Regions from separate parts of the Homo sapiens genome. Here region 2 is linked to region 1. Evidence: read pairs that join two places in POLR2A ChIA-PET (ENCODE). Cell type or tissue: Caco-2. All regions are shown on one strand. Each heading gives the region's core, and the rest is flanking DNA. Links, peaks and the distances in the headings are about the cores only. Region 1 overlaps ZSWIM5 (zinc finger SWIM-type containing 5). Region 2 overlaps ZSWIM5 (zinc finger SWIM-type containing 5).

What was found. Peaks named below come from ENCODE experiments on the same cell type or tissue, not always from the same donor. Only the 100,000 strongest peaks of a DNase experiment are listed, where the experiment ranks them.
Region 2: POLR2A ChIA-PET joins it to region 1 with 13 read pairs; 2 of 35 experiments call an interaction of 5 or more read pairs at or near these places.

What each region holds. Positions count from the first base shown.
Region 1 is chr1:45,189,664-45,192,580 of GRCh38, forward strand. The region is part of intron 1 of ZSWIM5 (zinc finger SWIM-type containing 5); the gene reads right to left. Among named protein-coding and RNA genes, the nearest start is that of ZSWIM5, 15 kb to the right of the region's middle. In Caco-2, for the core only: no CTCF peak of the experiment used is centred there; a DNase peak (open chromatin) is centred at 1,638; H3K4me3 peaks cover 855 bases.
Region 2 is chr1:45,031,652-45,034,568 of GRCh38, forward strand. It overlaps ZSWIM5 (zinc finger SWIM-type containing 5), which reads right to left. Exons shown (of 14, transcript NM_020883.2): 11 at 2,661-2,818. Among named protein-coding and RNA genes, the nearest start is that of UROD, 21 kb to the left of the region's middle. In Caco-2, for the core only: no CTCF peak of the experiment used is centred there; no DNase peak of the experiment used is centred there.

The DNA.
Region 1 (2,917 bases), core at 126-2,625:
GGGAATTACCTGAGCCTAGAAGGTAGGGGCTGCAGTAAGCCATGATCTTGTCGCTGCATTCCAGCCTGGGTGACAGAGCTGGATTTCGTCTCAAAAAACAAAACAAAACAAAAACAACCTACATAATTACCTGATTTTAATGTCACATTATGTGCTATCTCAGCAACAGATGGTGTTTACAAAATAAAGCAGATTTATCAACACAAAGTAAAGTAACATCAGGGAGTAGAGGACATTTAGCATCTAATTTACCACTGGGGCATCTCTTGATACTTCCCAGCCCAATGTTGACAGTAAATGAACAAACGCAGTGGGCAAGGCCTGAGAAACGTCACAGTAACTAGGCTCAGGCTTTTCTGTAAAACAGTTGCTGGGTACAGTGGCTCACACCTGTAATCCCAGCACTATGGGAGGCTGAAGCAGGCAGACTGCTTGAACTCAGGAGTTCAAGACCAGCTTGGGCAACATGGAAAAACCCTGTCTCCACAGAAAAAATATAAAAATTAGCCAAATTAGCCAGGCATAGTGGTGCGTGCCTATAGTCCCAGCTACTCGGGAGGCTGAAGTAGGAGGATCACCTGGGCCAGGAAGCTGGAGATTGCAGTGAGCTGAGATCATACCACTGTATTCCAGCCTGGGTGACAGAGCCAGACCCTGTCTCAAAAAAAAACAGTCACCACCCATTCCCAGGTAAACCACTTAGACCACCAGAGATTCTGGCTAAGAATCCATAATGGAGATTAGAGGAGCGGGACAAGATCAGCTGTGTTCTGGGGACTACTTTCAGTGACAGAAGTTGTGATTTGCCTCCTAATTTTACTCTTGTAAGCATCCCCAAAAAAAGAGACCAAACAATCCTGGAGGAGCGGTTCCCTTATAGGGTGAATTTACTCTACGAAATGAATCCAAGAGTCAGAGGAAATGTAGCGCTCGGATCCTTCCGTCAGGACCAAGGCATTTATTCCTCTAACTGCCAGGAGAGTTGGCTGCTGAGAGGTTACAGCTATGTCCTCCTCCATGAGCTGCCCTCAACCAAAGTATCACAGATTGAGTTCTCTGAAAGGAAACACCAAGATAGAATGAGAAATGCAACACACTTACTAGGGATCAACATCTGTGAAAGAACGGCAACAGAAGCAGGACTGGGAAGAGGAAGAAATCAAACTGCAATGCAGGCCTGATAAAAGCTCAGCCAACCAGATTTGGCTCTCTGGAGCAGGTATTGCCTGTCGGAGAGTTCCATGTTCGACTGAAATAGCTGGAATTTTTTTTTTTTTTTTTTTTTTTTTTTTTTTTTTTTTGAGACGGAGTCTCGCTCTTTCGCCCAGGCCGGAGTGCAGTGGCGCTATCTCCTCTCACTGCAAGCTGCGCCTCCCAGGTTCACGCCATTCTCCTGCCTCAGCCTCCCGAGTAGCTGGGACTACAGACGCCCGCCACCGCGCCCGGCTAATTTTTTGTATTTTTAGTAGAGACCTCGTGATCCGCCCGCTCCTTATCCTGACCTCGTGATCCGCCCGCCTCGGCCTCCCAAAGTGCTGGGATTACAGGCGTGAGCCACCGCGCCCGGCCGAAATAGCTGGAGCTTTACGCTCCTACCTTGCTCAGTCATTTGCAGGCTGCCCTTAGAAAAGTATGACCTCAGATGAAGCAGATCTCTGCTGCTGAGACAGCCCGTGAATCAGCTGACAGTTGGAAGCTGTCTGATGAAAGCACTTCCGGCAGCTGGGCAGCAAGTAGTTCCCTGAAGAGAAACAGTGTAGTTCACCTTCATCTCTACCACATAAAGAAAAATACCCCACCCAGGGTTATGCCTCTTCTCCCTCAGGTCAGCCAGCCCACATCTATTTCCAGATAATTCTCAAGTGCCATCCCAGCTGCAGAGCTCCCCATAGGATTGACTGAAGTCTCCGTTGTGATTGCATCAATTCGACTTCTCTGCCCTCCTAATTGTGCTTTCCTCACTCCTTTATAAGTGTCCTGAAAGTACACAGAGAATTGAGGCTCAGAGAGGTTAAGTAACTTGTCCAAGGTTACACAGCTAGAAAGTGGCAGAACTGGGATTTGGGCCCAGGTCTCCAAACACGGCACTTAGGAATTTAGAGCTCATTCTCTACGAAACATAATGTTTGAAGGTTTTCCTTTCCTTTTTGTTTTATTGGAATATTTGCTTTTCTAATGATAGCTTTATTATATAATTCATACATAATAGAGCTCACCCTTGAGAGGTACACAACTTTGAAAAGTACACAATTTGGTTATTTAGTGTATTCAAAGATTTGTGCAACCATTGCCACTATCTAATTTTGGAACATTTTCACCCCAGAAGGAAATCCCATACCCATTAGTAATCACTCCCCTTACTCACAGGCCCTAGAAACCACTAACCTACTTTCTGTCTCTAGGATTTGCCTATTCTGGACATTTTGTATAAATAAAATAATATATGTGGCTTTTAACTTTTTTATTGTGGTAAAATATACTAAGATTTATCATTTTTAAGTGGACAGTTCAGTGGTATTAAGCACATTCACTTGGTTGTACAACCATCACTCCTACCTATCTCCAGAATTTTTCATCCTCCCATACTAAAATTCTAGTTCAACAGAACAGTAACTCTTCATTTCTCTCTCCCCTCAGCCCCTGACAACCTCTATTCTACTTCTATCTCTATGAATTTGCCTACCTAAATACTGCATGTAAGTGGAATCATATAATGTTTGTCCTTTGGTGTCTGGCTTATTCACTTAGCATAATCTTTAACATTCATCCATGTTGTAGCATGTATTAGGATTTCCTTCCTTTTCAGGGCTAAATAACATTTCCTGTAGATAGAAAGACAGAGAAAGGAAGGAAGGAAGGAAGGAAAATAGACCTTTTGTTTATCCATTCATCTGTCGATGGACACTTGGGTTGTTTC
Region 2 (2,917 bases), core at 206-2,705, 160 kb before region 1:
ACACTGTGAAATCCCACCTCTACTAAAAATACAAAAAAATTAGCCGGGCGTGGTGGCGGGCACCCGTAGTCCCAGCTACTCGGGAGGCGGAGGCAGGAGAATGGCATGAACCTAGGGGGTGGAGCTTGCAGTGAGCGGAGATCACGCCACTGCATTCCAACCTGGGCAACGGAGTAAGACTCCATCTCAAAAAAAAAAAAAAAAAAAAGTGAAATCTGAGATCACTGATTTGAAGCATTTTTCATTTATTGCTAAAAATTTATAAGTAAAACCTTAGCTACATTCTACAAATTTTGACTTGTGCTTTCATTTTCATATAGTCAAAAGATTTTCTAATTTTCTTGTGATTTTTTTCTTTGCTCCATGAGTAATATACACGTATGTGGTTTAATTTCCAAAAACTTAAGATATTTTAAAATATCTTTTTATTATCGAATTCTAATTGAACTGTGGTTGTCTGAAAAAGATTTTTAGTTCATCTCTCTTTTTTTTAAGAGTCAGGGTCTTGCTCTGTCACCCAGGTTGGAGTGCAGTGTCATGATGGTAGCTTACTGTAGTCTCTTAACTCCTGGGCTTGAGCAGTCCTTCTGCCTTAGCCTCCTGAGTAGCTGGGACTACGGGTGCTTGCCAGTACACCTGGCTAATTTTTAAAATTTTTTGTAAAGACAGGATCTTGCTATGTTGCTCAGGTTAGTCTCAAACTCCTGGTCTCAAGTGATCCTTCTGCCTTGGCCTCCTAAAGTGCTGGGACTACAGGTGTGAGCCACTGCACCTGGCCTCATCTTTGTTTCTGAAATATATTTTCATTGGTATAAAATTCTAGTTTGACAGTTTTTGTTTTTTTTTTTTTTTTGAGACAGAGTCTCACTCTGTCACCCAGGCAGGAGTTCAGTGGTGCAACTCGGCTCACCGCAACCTCTGCTTCCCAGGTTCAAGCGATCCTCGTGCCACAGCCTCCTGAGTAGCTGGGACTACAGGTGTGCACTACCACGCCCAGCTAATTTTTGTATTTTTAGTAGAGACAGGGGTTTCACCATGTTGGCCAGGATGTTCTCAAACTCCTGATCTCAAGTGATCTGCCCGCCTTGGCCTCCTAAAGTGCTAGGATTATAGGTGTGAGCCACCGTGCCTGGCCTGATAATTTTTTTTTTTTTTAAAGTACTTTAAGGGTTTTTTTTCCCACTGTTTTCTGGCTTACATTGTTTCTAATGAGAAATCTGTTCCCATACTTGTTTTTTTGTCCTTTGTAATGTATCTTTTTTACTCTGATTGCTTTTAAGTAGATTTTCTATTATTGGTTTTAAGCATTTTGGTTATGATGTGCCATGGTATAGTTTTCTTCATGTTTATTATGCTTGTGGTTCATTGATTTCCTTAGATCTGTAGTCCTCCTCCTTATCCTGCTTGGAATCTGATACTCCATGCAGGCTACCGCCACTCCCCACTTGACACTCCTCACATGAATGCACATTATCAGATTTGTTTTTTGCCAATAAGATCAGTAAAAAATGTTATCTCAGGCTAATTTTAATTTGTATTTCTAATGTGATACCAGGTATTTTAGTTGTCTAAAAACGATTTGTATCTCCTTTTCTGTGAACTGTCTGATCATATGCTTTGTTCTATTTTTGTATTTGTTTGCTGATCATTTTTATATTAATTTATATGTAACTTTTACCTTTTCTCTAATAAGCATGTATTTTTGGGGGGACAATAAGAAGATACCACATAAAGTTATTTTTAATTAAAAAATAACTTCAAAATCCATGTAGTTTCCTGGTCTAAAATATTCAGGAGCTCATGGTGGCTAGCATTTTATCATAGCTCCTTCTTATATAGGGGCTTACTTTCACTTCTGTTTGTGGTGAAACCTGCATAGCTAACAGGATGTATGTGAGCTTAAAGGCCTGAGAATCACTTTGGACTGCCTATCTTTTACCAGGGCACTGAAAAAAAAATCACCAACTCTTATATCTGTAAGGAGTTCAGCTCTATCTTAGTCATCACTTCATTAGATCTTCCAGTGGCCCTGGGAGGCTGACAGGTCATTGACAATGATCCCCATTTTATAGATTTGAAACTGAGGCGTAGAAAGGTGAAGTGATTTTATCAAACAGAAGGTTAGACTTAGAAGTACCTTAAAGATCATTTAATTTTACATATTTGGTATCCTACAATTAGTAACTAGGGTAAAGTTTTGGCTTGGATCCAGGTGCTTTTTTTTTTTTTGAGACGGAGTCTTGCTCTGTCACCCAGGCTGGAGTGCAGTGGCACGATCTTGGCTCACTGCAAGCTCTGCCTCACGCCATTCTCCTGCCTCAGCCTCCCGAGTAGCTGGGACTACAGGCGCCCGCCACCACGCCCGGCTACTTTTTGTATTTTTAGTAGAGATGGGGTTTCACCATGTTGGCCAGGATGGTCTCGATCTCTTGACCTCGTGATCTCCCGCCTCGGCCTCCCAAAGTGCTGGGATTACAGGCGTAAGCCACCGCGCCTGGCCAGGTGCTCTTTCTAATGGCAGCAATCAAAGTGAGGACCACTATCACTCTAAATGGTCAAGGAGCTTCTCTTTCTCAGGAGACTGCAGGCCAAGCCTTTGACATGCCATGGTTGGGCAGGCAGACGGGTGATGCTGGAGCTTAAGGTCTATCTATGCTCACCTTTGGCAGCAGTCAGCATGGTGGAGGCCAGTTCACACTGCTGTGATTCCAAGTGTCCAAGCGTGAACCAGCGAGGATAACGGCTGGGCACCACAGACACCATATGGTGAGGGTGGGATGTGTCGCCTGCAGAAGCTGAGTTTTCTAAAACAGGTAACCTGGAAGACCCAGGAAGAATCATCAGCCACCATCCAGACCCTGGGCTTCCGAGCCACCTTAGAGAAGCTTGCTCTTTGCTGGGGAGGAACTGGGGAGAG